4 separate regions of the Homo sapiens genome follow, and regions 1, 3 and 4 are each linked to region 2. A link is a contact called in ENCODE Hi-C or POLR2A ChIA-PET data. All regions are on one chromosome and are shown on one strand. The core of a region is the stretch at or near the end of the contact, and the rest is flanking DNA. Distances in the headings are between cores, read along the strand shown.

What was found. Hi-C counts contacts between places; a loop is a spot of excess contacts on that map. ChIA-PET counts read pairs that join two places held with the same protein, here RNA polymerase II (POLR2A). Pooled maps may share reads with other maps.
Region 1: a loop to region 2 is called in a map of posterior vena cava, with 8 times the contacts of the local background. The contact joins the promoter of PIM3 here to the promoter of TUBGCP6 in region 2. A Hi-C loop is called at or near these places in 2 of 168 maps with a recorded cell type or tissue (gastrocnemius medialis and posterior vena cava) and 10 of 50 pooled maps. POLR2A ChIA-PET finds 5 or more read pairs at or near these places in 7 of 52 experiments (BJ, HEK293, HepG2 and 4 more).
Region 3: a loop to region 2 is called in a map of CD8-positive, alpha-beta T cell, with 6 times the contacts of the local background. The contact joins the promoter of CHKB here to the promoter of TUBGCP6 in region 2. A Hi-C loop is called at or near these places in 3 of 168 maps with a recorded cell type or tissue (B cell, CD8-positive, alpha-beta T cell and OCI-LY7), 4 of 37 single-sample maps with no recorded cell type and 14 of 50 pooled maps. POLR2A ChIA-PET finds 5 or more read pairs at or near these places in 1 of 52 experiments (CD4-positive, alpha-beta T cell).
Region 4: a map with no recorded cell type shows a loop between it and region 2 (2.7-fold over the local background). The contact joins the promoter of MAPK8IP2 here to the promoter of TUBGCP6 in region 2. A Hi-C loop is called at or near these places in 5 of 168 maps with a recorded cell type or tissue (GM12878, Right ventricle myocardium inferior, adrenal gland and 2 more), 2 of 37 single-sample maps with no recorded cell type and 4 of 50 pooled maps.

What each region holds. Positions count from the first base shown.
Region 1 is chr22:49,959,457-49,962,156 of GRCh38, forward strand. It overlaps PIM3 (Pim-3 proto-oncogene, serine/threonine kinase), which reads left to right and starts at 1,316. Exons shown (of 6, transcript NM_001001852.4): 1 at 1,316-1,576; 2 at 1,669-1,778; 3 at 1,862-1,912; 4 at 1,986-2,355. The coding sequence starts at 1,492. RefSeq lists silencers at 289-348, 489-768, 809-1,448, 1,499-1,648, 1,789-1,838 and 2 more.
Region 2 is chr22:50,243,571-50,246,497 of GRCh38, forward strand. TUBGCP6 (tubulin gamma complex component 6) reads right to left here and starts at 1,453. Exons shown (of 25, transcript NM_020461.4): 1 at 149-1,453. The coding sequence starts at 889. It overlaps HDAC10 (histone deacetylase 10), which reads right to left. Exons shown (of 20, transcript NM_032019.6): 17 at 2,728-2,806; 18 at 2,340-2,522; 19 at 2,105-2,257; 20 at 1,613-1,960. The coding sequence ends at 1,937. RefSeq lists enhancers at 42-972, 546-825, 1,236-1,285 and a silencer at 1,756-1,825.
Region 3 is chr22:50,581,395-50,584,152 of GRCh38, forward strand. CHKB (choline kinase beta) reads right to left here and starts at 1,455. Exons shown (of 11, transcript NM_005198.5): 1 at 1,164-1,455; 2 at 855-963; 3 at 355-468; 4 at 26-159. The coding sequence starts at 1,387. CHKB-CPT1B (CHKB-CPT1B readthrough (NMD candidate)) reads right to left here and starts at 1,605. Exons shown (of 30, transcript NR_027928.2): 1 at 1,164-1,605; 2 at 855-963; 3 at 355-468; 4 at 26-159. It overlaps CHKB-DT (CHKB divergent transcript), which reads left to right and starts at 1,632. Exons shown (of 4, transcript NR_110536.1): 1 at 1,632-1,929. RefSeq lists silencers at 952-1,151, 1,482-1,571, 1,602-2,001.
Region 4 is chr22:50,599,503-50,602,202 of GRCh38, forward strand. MAPK8IP2 (mitogen-activated protein kinase 8 interacting protein 2) reads left to right here and starts at 1,291. Exons shown (of 12, transcript NM_012324.6): 1 at 1,291-1,381; 2 at 2,287-2,392. The coding sequence starts at 1,317. RefSeq lists a silencer at 701-880 and an enhancer at 1,670-2,170.

The DNA.
Region 1 (2,700 bases), core at 66-2,565, 280 kb before region 2:
GAGTGGTCAGCGCAGGGACAGCGATGGTGACTGTATAGAGATGAGAGGTCAGACTTAGGGGAGGCTGGAAGCTCCGAGGCAAGTGTGTGTGCGCGCTGACGGTCACACCAGACCGCCCGGGGATGTCTGCCACAATATTTAGACCCCTGAGGGCCACTGAGAACGCCTGGCAGTGCCAAGAGGACCAGCCCCTGGGCCCTCTGGCCCCCAACTCTCAACCCACTAGCCCTGGGGCTGGCGGGTGGCCACTCACGTCCTGGAACCCTGAGCTGCTCTCAGGCCGGTGACTTTGGACCAATGTTGGCAATCTGTGGGTTTGCACCAAACCACACAGGTGAGTCAGACTTCTGTACAGAGAGCAGGGAAGGGGCACGACAGGGTGAAGTCCAGACCAGGGCAATGTGTACCCCGGCTGTTCAGCCTTTGAGTGCGGCTGTCGCAGCAATCAAGGTGGGCTCCCTGGTGGAGGTGGACAGCAGCTGCTGGAGAGCCCGGAGGGCAGCCAGGACCGTGTCAGACGGCAGGAGTCGGGCGGGGCCACTCCAGGCACCGGCCAGCAGGGCAGAGGTACCAGGGAGGGCCCTCGGGCTGCGGGCGTGAGGTCAGAGCCCAGGGTGAGGAGGAAGCATCTCCAGCCAGGTGCGCTCTCGGCCCCCGCCGGGGCTGCGAGGCTGGGGGCGCTGCCGCTGCGAGGGCTTCCAGAGGAGCCGGCGCTACCTCCCCGCGCGCCCGGCCACGTGCGCGACGGGATGCGCAGACAGCCGGGGACGCAGACTGGCGGCGTGTGTCACCTCGAGGCCGCGGGACAAGCGCAGGTCGCCTCCCGCACTCCCACACCCCCAGGAACCCTGCTCGGGGCCGGCGGGTGACCTTCCTAGGCACTGCTGGGGGCGGAGCCAGGAAACGGCTCGCCCCGCCATTGGCTGGGGCGCCGGATTTCTTTAAAAACTCCGGCTTCCATTGGCTCGTGCAGTCCCTCCTCGTTCTGCCCGAGGCGCCACGGCCGCCACCCGCGCGGGCACTGCGCCTGCGCGGAGTGAGAGCGTGAGCGCGGAGAGCGGACCGACGCGACACGCCGTGCGCCTCCGCGGCTGCGCTACGAAAACGAGTCCCGGAGCGGCCCCGCGCCCGCCGCACCCGGCCCTCGCCCGCCCGAAGACAGGCGCCAAGCTGCCCCGCCGTCTCCCCAGCTAGCGCCCGGCCGCCGCCGCCTCGCGGGCCCCGGGCGGAAGGGGGCGGGGTCCCGATTCGCCCCGCCCCCGCGGAGGGATACGCGGCGCCGCGGCCCAAAACCCCCGGGCGAGGCGGCCGGGGCGGGTGAGGCGCTCCGCCTGCTGCGCGTCTACGCGGTCCCCGCGGGCCTTCCGGGCCCACTGCGCCGCGCGGACCGCCTCGGGCTCGGACGGCCGGTGTCCCCGGCGCGCCGCTCGCCCGGATCGGCCGCGGCTTCGGCGCCTGGGGCTCGGGGCTCCGGGGAGGCCGTCGCCCGCGATGCTGCTCTCCAAGTTCGGCTCCCTGGCGCACCTCTGCGGGCCCGGCGGCGTGGACCACCTCCCGGTGAAGATCCTGCAGCCAGGTACGCGCGGGGCCGGCGGGGCCGGGGCCGGGGCCAGGGCGGGGACCGGGGGCGCCCCGGGCCGCACCAACCCCGCCCGCGCCTCCCTGCAGCCAAGGCGGACAAGGAGAGCTTCGAGAAGGCGTACCAGGTGGGCGCCGTGCTGGGTAGCGGCGGCTTCGGCACGGTCTACGCGGGTAGCCGCATCGCCGACGGGCTCCCGGTGAGTCGGACCGCCGGGCGGGCCCGGGTTTCTCGCGCGCCTTGCGCCTCGCTTGGCCCGGCCTGACCCCCGCGTCTCCGCAGGTGGCTGTGAAGCACGTGGTGAAGGAGCGGGTGACCGAGTGGGGCAGCCTGGTAAGTTGGGGCACGGGCGGCGGCGGCGGCGGGGGGCGGGCGCGGGGCTTTTGCTGACCGCCGTGTCCCCCAGGGCGGCGCGACCGTGCCCCTGGAGGTGGTGCTGCTGCGCAAGGTGGGCGCGGCGGGCGGCGCGCGCGGCGTCATCCGCCTGCTGGACTGGTTCGAGCGGCCCGACGGCTTCCTGCTGGTGCTGGAGCGGCCCGAGCCGGCGCAGGACCTCTTCGACTTTATCACGGAGCGCGGCGCCCTGGACGAGCCGCTGGCGCGCCGCTTCTTCGCGCAGGTGCTGGCCGCCGTGCGCCACTGCCACAGCTGCGGGGTCGTGCACCGCGACATTAAGGACGAAAATCTGCTTGTGGACCTGCGCTCCGGAGAGCTCAAGCTCATCGACTTCGGTTCGGGTGCGCTGCTCAAGGACACGGTCTACACCGACTTCGACGGTGAGCGCGGGCGCGGGGCAGGGAACGTTCCGGGGGCCTTGCCGGCGGGTTAACGCCTGCAGGGGCGGCACATGGAGGGGCTGATGACTGTTGGGCGGCCGCGCGCCCTGGGTCTGCTCTCGTGGGGAGCAGAGGCCCACGCGCTACCCTGGGGAGGGCTGAGCGAGGGATCAAGAGCGGGATCGTGCTGGGTGGGGGCTAGGGGCGCGCTCAATATTGCTTCCTCCATCGCGTTGGGGGGTACGGGGCCTCTTGCCCCGGTGTGGGAGGCGCGTGACATCCTTCCGGCCCGAGAGACCCCCGGCTGGGGGCGGTAGCGGAGGAGTCTCCGTGCGTGACGCAGGG
Region 2 (2,927 bases), core at 203-2,702:
TCGCGCCACTGCACTCCAGCCTGGGTGACAGAGTGAGACACTGTCTCAAAAAAAAAAAAAAAAAGAAGAAGAAGAAGAAGAAGAAAGGTCACAGGAAGCATTTTCCAAACCCCGAGAGAGATGAAAGAGGAAAAACTAAACATTCTACCTTAATAGCCAGCCCAGAGAGGTCCGCATTGTCTGGCACGGGGGGCAGGCCCAGTCGGACGTCCATGTCATAAGTGCGGCTGTGCACAAGGGCCCCGAAGAGCGAGACCCGGGTGTCTCTCTCGAACCTGTCACCACAAGGGTCACCAAATGAGAAGAGCCCGACGGTGGGCAGGCCAGTGCCTGGAGCAGCCTCCATAACCTGAAGTGTTTCCTGGATCATGCTGTGACACAAACACTCTTCTCTGGAGATCAGAGACTGAACGTCCATCTCAAACACACTCAGGTCGTCGCAATCATAGCCGCTGTACGGAACGTTTCTCCCCACATGCTTGTTGTTAAGGAAGTAGTCTCGTTTTCTCGGCAGAACTTGAGGGGGACCACTCCCTGCCAGCTGAACCAGGAGGTCCAAAACAGACCCCACCTCCAAAAGCGGACAGCAAGGGGCTGCTTCCAGCTCCTCCACAAGCTCCTCCAAACGGTCGGCCTTGGGGCCCAGGCCACCCACTCTCAAGTCAAAGGACAACATGAGGATCTTGTTTCTCGCTGGTAGTTTTGACATGTCAGGCTGCAGCTGTTGAGTCTCATCTTGAAAAAGATTTGTGAAAAGAGCATTGTAGGCCACCTTCTTGAGGCTCCGCTTTGCCCTCTTCCGGTTCACACTGCGCTGGCCCAGGTGAGTCTTGGCAGCCGGCAGGAGGGCCTCACACAGGTCGTCGAACAGCTGCGTGATGCTGGCCATGCCCCTTCTCAGCTCCGGGCCCCCGGCGTGTGGGAAAACACCTCACCCGGGCTTCACTCACGCTCCGGAAGACAGGGAGTGAGAGAGGGTCCGAAGAGGCTGAATGACAGGCGGCCTCTCCAATGCCGAAGCTCAGAACTGGTATTTTTTAAAGGAGGTCTTGCGGTTGCTCTACTCAGAGTAAACACGCCCTGCCCTCCCCAGTCCAAGCACGCTGCCCGGCGCCCGGCAGCCCACCAGAAGCCAGCTCGGCGTTTCTTCTAATTCAGTAGCCCTCAACCTTTAGGGAGTCACAGAACCGTGGCAAAACCGAAGAACGAAACGCGCGCCCGCGCAGTACAGCGGACGAACTCGGCTTTGCACCCGTTCTTCGGGACCCACGAGAGGAGACGGCCAGGAGAGGGTGCCACTCCGAGGGTCGTGGGCAGCGGAGAGTCTGGGGGCTCAGCCGGGTGGGTCCCGGGTTCTGGCCTGCACGTCCACCCGTTCTCCAGGCCTCACCCGTGGAAAGTGCCCACGGCTGCCGCTCTCGCCGCCTCCGTCGCGTCACAGCCGCGCCAGTGTGAAGAGCACTAGGGCGGGCGCGCCGGAAATACGTCACGGGAACGCCGGCAGCGCGTGAAGTTGGTGAGGCCTGGGCCGCGGCATACTTCCGGCCTGAGTCCGGCACCGCGGGTGAGAGACCGAGGCCGAGCGTGCTCAGTAAAGGAGGCAGAGCCAGCGTTTCGTTTGAGCGATGTTTACTAACGGCGCAAGGGCGGGGAGCGAAGCGCAGCGGGGCGCAGGGGCCGGAACGGGACCGAGCGTGGGTTGCATGGGCCTCGATGGGACGGGCCGGGGCGCGATGGGTGGGGCGGGGGCGAGGTGAGGTGAGGGGTGGAGCGGGGGAAGCACGGGTGGGAGAGGGCGGGGCGCGGGGATTGGGAGTGGGCGGGGTTCCGTGCCCCAGAGTCGAGGGAGCCGTGGGCTTGGGGTCCGGATCGCGGCCGCGGGGCGCTGGCGTGCGGTGTCATTTCTGCGGTGTAAATGCTCCCACCTTGGCCGATTTCAAGCCACCAGGTGAGGATGGCACTACAGGAGGAGCCGAGAAGAGGCGCGCAGTTGGCCTCCGGCGCTGGAGCTGGTTCAGGGCACTCCCCTGCCCTGCCCTCCCCACCGATCTGTGCGGCAGAGCCAGGCCCCAGGGCAGGGCCATGCCTCCGCAGTCAGCCTCACCTGCAACATCTTCCACTGAGGCTCCAGCTGCCCTCTCAGGTACATCAGGGCCTGGACGTCCTCTGGGGAGGCCACAGAGGAAGGGCCTAGGCTAGGAGGTGCCTCTCCATTCAGCACCCGGGCCAGGATCCCTGCTAGCTGGGGTGTGGAGTTCTGGACCAGGGGCGAAGACGGAAGCAGTCACTGGTCCTTTCCCTCGTCCCACCCCGCAGCACCTCCACCCTGCCCAGCTTACCTCCTCCAGGAGGGCCAGGACTCGGCCCCCTGCCAGCCCCCGAAGCATTGCAGCCAGGAGTGCAGCGTGGGGGCCCTGCAGGCCATGGCCAGGCCCCAGCGCCACCAGCACCAGGTCAGGCTGGAAGCCATAGGCCAGGGGCAGCACCAAGCCCAAGATGCAGCTCAGGAAACCACCGGTCATCTGTGGGGACAGCAGAGCCCAGCTCCTCATCTACGGACACCTGCTGGCTCTGGCCTCCCAACCTCCCAATCTCAGGGCCCCTGGAGTAGGAGCAGGGAGACAGGAAGGACCAGAGGCCTGCTATCATGACAATGCCAGCAAACAGCAGCTGTACACATCCATGGGCTCCCCAGCACCTGCCTTGCCGCGTGGCATGGTCACTCACCACTGGCAGTGGCGTGGAGACATGGAACATGGATAGGGCAGCCGCCTCCTTGCCCCTGATGTTCAGCCACAGACTCCTCCTTCCAGGACACAGGTGCATAAGTGTAAGGCCCTGCTCACCCTCCTGAGCCCAAACCGCAGAGGCAGAGGTGGAAGAGCATTCACGGGGCCATGGGCAGGGGTGCTGTGACTGCTGAGCCT
Region 3 (2,758 bases), core at 205-2,704, 340 kb after region 2:
AGCCCTGAGGAGGCTCCTGACTCACCGCTCCATGGTCCCAAACAGCCAGTGGGGCTCCTTGGTGAAAGGCATCTCCATGCCATGAAATTGCGCCATCTTCGTGGCAATGGCTGCTGACAACACTGGCTCTCGAAGCTCTTGAGTTTTCAATGGCCGACTCTGCACCCAGGAAGCTATCAGGGTGGTGATGGGGCTGGGGCAGGAGTGGGAAGGGCTGGGGCAATGAGGGGAAGTCAGGGTTTTGGGGGAAATTCCCTACTTGGGGTGAGGGATGTGGAGGCAGACATTGGGCACTGGGGTAGGGTTAGGGGGTGGAGGTGCCTTGGGGAGGAGAGGGTAGGACTGGGCCCGTACTGGGATGTACTGTTCCAGCCGGCCCTCTGGGAAGACTCCGTACAGCTGGGGCCCCAGCGACCGCTCCGCAAGTATGGCGAACATCACGCTTTCTAGCACCAGGGAGTCCACGCCCTGAAAAAGGATGGACAGCAAAGGGGCCAAGGCAAAGTGGCACAGGGACACACATGAGGGCTCGCCTTCCTCCCACCAGAGCTGCGACTTCTGATCCAATTGCCTGGAGGCTCTGGAGCACAGGCTTTAGCGTTGGTCTATTTTTATTTAGAGATGGGGGTCTCACTATGTTGTCCAGGCTGGTCTCGAACTCCTGTGCTCAAGTGATCCTCTCGCCTCAGCCTCCCAAAGCTCTGGGAATACAGGCCCAGGCTTCGGTGTAATGAGGTGTTACTCAGACCGTGAACCTCGGTGTCCTCAACTGCGCAACGGGAACAATACTACCCGCATCGCGTAAGCGACAGGCCCTAAAGCCACTGGTGCTGCGGCGCTCACACCCCCCTCACCTGCAAGATGGCTCCGTACAGCCGCAGAAGCACCTCCCGGGGCTCCTCGCCAACGCTGGGCAGGTGGTCCGGGAGCGAGCAGCGGAAGAGCAGGTTGCTGAGGCCTCCGCTGCAGACCCACACCAGGCGCGCTCAGCCCGCGGCCGGCCCTACCTGCCGCGGCCCCGGCCCCCTCCCGGCCAGGCCGGCCCCGCCCCGCCCCAGGCGCGGGCGCAAGAGGGGGGCGAAAACATGGAGCATCCTGAGGGCCCCGCGGCTGACCCCTGACCCCGATCCGCGCACCGGAGAGGCTGACCCCTGACCTCCCACCTCACGGGGTAAACCCTCAGCTCCTCGGGCTGCACTCGGCGCCAGGCCCCGCCCAAGTACTCCCGGCACCATTGGTAGGCTCGGCGCTCGGCGTCACGCGACAGCGACGAGGCGCGCCGCCGTTTTGGGGTAGTGTCCGGGCACTTAGACTGCTGCAAGCCGTCTTTGGCCAGGCAGCCGCCAACAGCCCCGCTTCCGGCCACAGCTGTCGCCTCGGCCGCCATGGCGCGGGCTCGACCGGGCCCCAGGCCAGGCTGCGCTCCGCTCCCTTCGGACGGGCTCGGTTCCTTCCGGCCGCGCTCGGCTCCTCTTCCGGCCGGCCTGGGCTTCTCCGGTCATACTCGGGTCTCTCCGGCTCTATTCGGCTCACGGCTGCGGCGCTCGGCTCTCTCCGTGCCCCGGCCCGGGGGCTCTTTCCGAAGGCCGAATTCCGCAGATCTCTGCCGGGCCCCGCCCCTATGGGCAAGGACCAATGGTCTCTCTCTGGGCGGGGCTGCTGTTGGACGGCCTGGGCCAATCCGAGGCGCCGGAGGCCAATCAGTTGGCGGAGCGGCGCGTGCGCGGGCGAGGAACTGCCCGGGCGCGGTAGCGTACGGGAAGACCGGAGAGGAGCTGCGTCTCTGCCCCGTGGGAGCCGGCGGGGCGGCGGGGCGGCGGCTGCAGCTGCAGCTCCGGCGCGAGGGCTCCCTTGCCGGGCCCTCTTCCCCGACCCCTGGGGCGCTCCGACAAGGAAGAGCCGTCCAGCGCGCGTCCGTCCTGAGCGTGGGTGAGGCCTGGAGGAGGCGCGCGCGCTAGGCAGGGCCGCACAGCGCGGGCAGAGTGCGGGATGCGGGCACCCGGTGGGTACGCAGTAAACATTTGCTGAAGGAATGTGACCCTTGGGACAGTTCCGATGACTCCAGTTGCATAAATGCCCAGTCTACACGGGGACTCCCTGGCCGGTAGAGCCGCACCTCTGAATGAGGAGTCTTTTGCTGCCCCGCTTGAGATGCGCGTCTTCATTCATTCCCCTCTCCCCCTATCCTCCTCGTCTCCTCCAGGCCTAGAACCAATTACAGAGTCAAACCCAAGAGCCGAAGAAAGTGAAGACTCGCAGCTTGCCGCAGCCCCCTCCTCGGCCTGCGCACCTCCCATTGAGGGCGTCCTGATTTAAACGCGTGCCTCCTGCATTTCTGCTTCTGCCCCAGGCTAGAGCGGCGACCAGGAACGCTGGACCCACAGAGATCTGTGGCAATGTCTGTCGAACCATGGTGTTCTTTGGGGCATCTGACTAGAGTATTGTTTGATAACCAGAAAGAAATCAAAAATTGGTGATCACAAGGCTAATGTCACTTTTGCTGCAGTGGAAAATCATGATCATTCTGTTTAAATCTGAGTCAGTTTTGAGACCTAGAGCCCATTAATTGACAAGGAGGCTTGGTTCCTCTCAGGAAGGATCTTACAATACCAGCATCTGAGCATATACCAAGAAATATTCCTCCAATCCTTCCCTAAAGGGACCTAGAGCCACTTTAAAAAGTAACTGGTCCGGGCGTGGTGGCTCACGCCTGTACTCCCAGCATTTTGGGAGGCCGAGGCGGGCAGATCACTTGAGG
Region 4 (2,700 bases), core at 41-2,540, 360 kb after region 2:
TTTGAGACCAACCTGGGCAATACAGAGAGAGCCGGTCTCTCTCTCTCTCTTTTTTTTTTTTTGAGACGGAGTCTTGCTCTTGCCAGGCTGGAGTGCAGTGGCGCAATCTCGTCTCACTGCAACCTCCGCTTCCCGGGTTCAAATGATTCTCCTGGCTCAGCCTCCCAAGTCGCCGGGACTACAGGCGCCCGCCACCACGCCCGGCTAATTTTTTTGTATTTTTAGTAAAGACGGGGTTTCACCATGTTGGCCAGGATGGTCTCTGGTCTCGATCTCTTGACGTCGTGATCCACCCGCCTTGGCCTCTCAAAGTGGTGGGATTGCAGGCGTGAGCCACCGCGCCCAGCCACCGGTCTCTATTTTAGAAAGAAAAAAAGTGTCCTGCAGTCTCTCCCTAGTTCTGCGCCCTCAACCCTGATCTCCCGCCTCCTCCCACAGCCACCGTCTCGAGCTCAGCTTCAACCATGGCCCTCCCCACAGGGCTCCATCCCAAGCCAGAGCGGGTCAGTTCCCTACACAGGGCCCAGCAACACGGTGCCCAAGAAAAAGTGTTTCCAGTGGGACGCATGTCGCCTCCGTGGGTGCTAACTTCTCCCAGTGCCCGTCGGTACGTCCGTCCGGCTGTGCAGTCTCTACTGAGTGCTCAAAGTCCACTTTTAGCCCCAGCCAGCATCCTCTGAGTACCTTGTGCTCGATTCTGAATCCAGCCCTGCTCGGCGACCCTCGTGCAGACGTCCCCGTGCAGCCCCGGTCAGCACCCCGTGGGGACAGCTCCGATCAGCACCCGACGGCGGACAGCTCCTCCCGCGCCTCCCGCCTCGCCCGCCACCCCGCTCCGGGCCGCACCCGGGTTAGGGTTCCTGGGGGGATCCTGGGCGCGGCGGCGCAGCTCCCGGGGCCGCCCCGGCCTCTCGCCCAGAGGAAACAGCCCACGGCGAACCCGAGGCCCGCGGACCCCGGCGCTGCCTCCTCGGCCTCCCGCCCCGCGCGGGTCCTCCAGGGCGGGGCCCGACGCCCACCCGCCCGCCCCTTCCCTCCCGCCCCTCCCCGGGAAAAATCCTCATCGCACGCCCGGCCCTTCCCCAACCAGCGCCCGGCAGTGAAGCCGCCGCCTCTCCTCCAACCAGCGTCCCCGGCCGCGTCCCTCCCCCGCCTCCCCCGCCGCCCTCCCCGCGCCGCCGCGGAGTCCGGGCGAGGTGCGCGGGGCGGACGCCGCAGGGCGTGTCACGAGGTGAGCGGGGCGGGCCGAGCGCCGGCGCGGGGCGCGGCGAGGCTCCCGCACCCCCCGCCGCAGTCGCGGGCCTCTCCCGGAGAAGATGGCGGATCGCGCGGAGATGTTTTCTCTCTCCACCTTCCACTCGCTGTCGCCGCCGGGCTGCAGGTACCCCCCTCGGCGCCCGGGCCGGGCGGACCCTCCGCTCCCTGCGCACCCCCCCGACCCCGACCCGGCCCGGACCCCCGTCCCCGCCGCCCCAGCCCCGCCGCCGGCGCGGACCCGGCCCCGGCCCCCTGCGGTCCCTGAGCCTCGGCTCGGGCGCCCCACCCCCACCCCGCTCCCACTCCCTCCATCTTCACCGCGCGTCCCCAGCCTCAGTGACCCCCGGGCCCCGCCGGGATTCTGAGCCGCGCCCGGCCTGGACGGCTGACCTGTCAAGGGTGGAGGCCCTGGGCCGACCCTCTGCGGGGGAGGATGCGGGCGGGATGCGGGCACACCCTCCCGGCGCGGCGTGTCCCGGTGGCCTTGGCCTCTTTCAGTGGACGCCAGACCTGGCCGATAGGGCCCGGCCGGGAGAGAGTGGAAATCAAGCCCGGAGCCCTGCGGGAAGGGACTGGGGTTGGGAGGACGCTGGGCCTCTGGGTTTAGGCCTCACTCCGCCGGAGAGGGGGAGACAAACAGGCCAGACTCTCTTCCCAGAGCAGGAGCGACCCCTCCCCATCTGCCGCTGCCGCGTTGCAGCTCCCCCTCCCCTGCTCTGCAAGACCCTGACCCCAGGGGCCTGGAGCTGCGAGTGGAGGGAGGAGAGGCTGCTGGCTCTCCAGGGAGGCGGGGTGGGAGGGGTGGGGGCAGGGTTGGCTCCTCCGGGCAGGCCTGGCTCAGATGGGGGAGGGGATCCACAGGCGAGCAGAGCTTGGGGGTCAAGATGATGGCAGGATGTGTTCCGAGAGCTGGGGGCTGTGGAAACCACTGGGTGTAGGAGCTGACGCCTCCCTCTGCCCCTCCTCAGGGCCAGTTGCCAGGCAGGGAGTCCAGGGTTGGTGGCTCTCTGACCCTGGTCTCCTTTCCAGGCCTCCCCAGGACATAAGCCTGGAAGAATTTGACGACGAAGATCTGTCTGAGATCACTGATGACTGTGGCCTGGGCCTCAGCTACGACTCAGACCACTGTGAGAAGGTGGGAGAAGAGTTGGGGACACAGATCCAGCTCAAGGGAGGGCCTCATTAGGTTCTTCTTAGCGTTCACTTGGGGTTTTAGGGTGGGTGTGAGCTCAGCCTTGAACCGGGGACTCCTCTGATGGCTCCTCCCCACTTAACCCTTGAGGTTTCCTTGGTATCAACTCTCTCTTATTCCAACACATTGCAGGCCTCCACGCAGGGCCTTCCCCAGCATTCTCCCCGACCCCATCGGTGGCCAGCCCGGGGCAGGGAGGTGCTCCTTTGCTTTGGGTGCCCTCTGTCCTCAGATCACTCCCAGAAAGATCT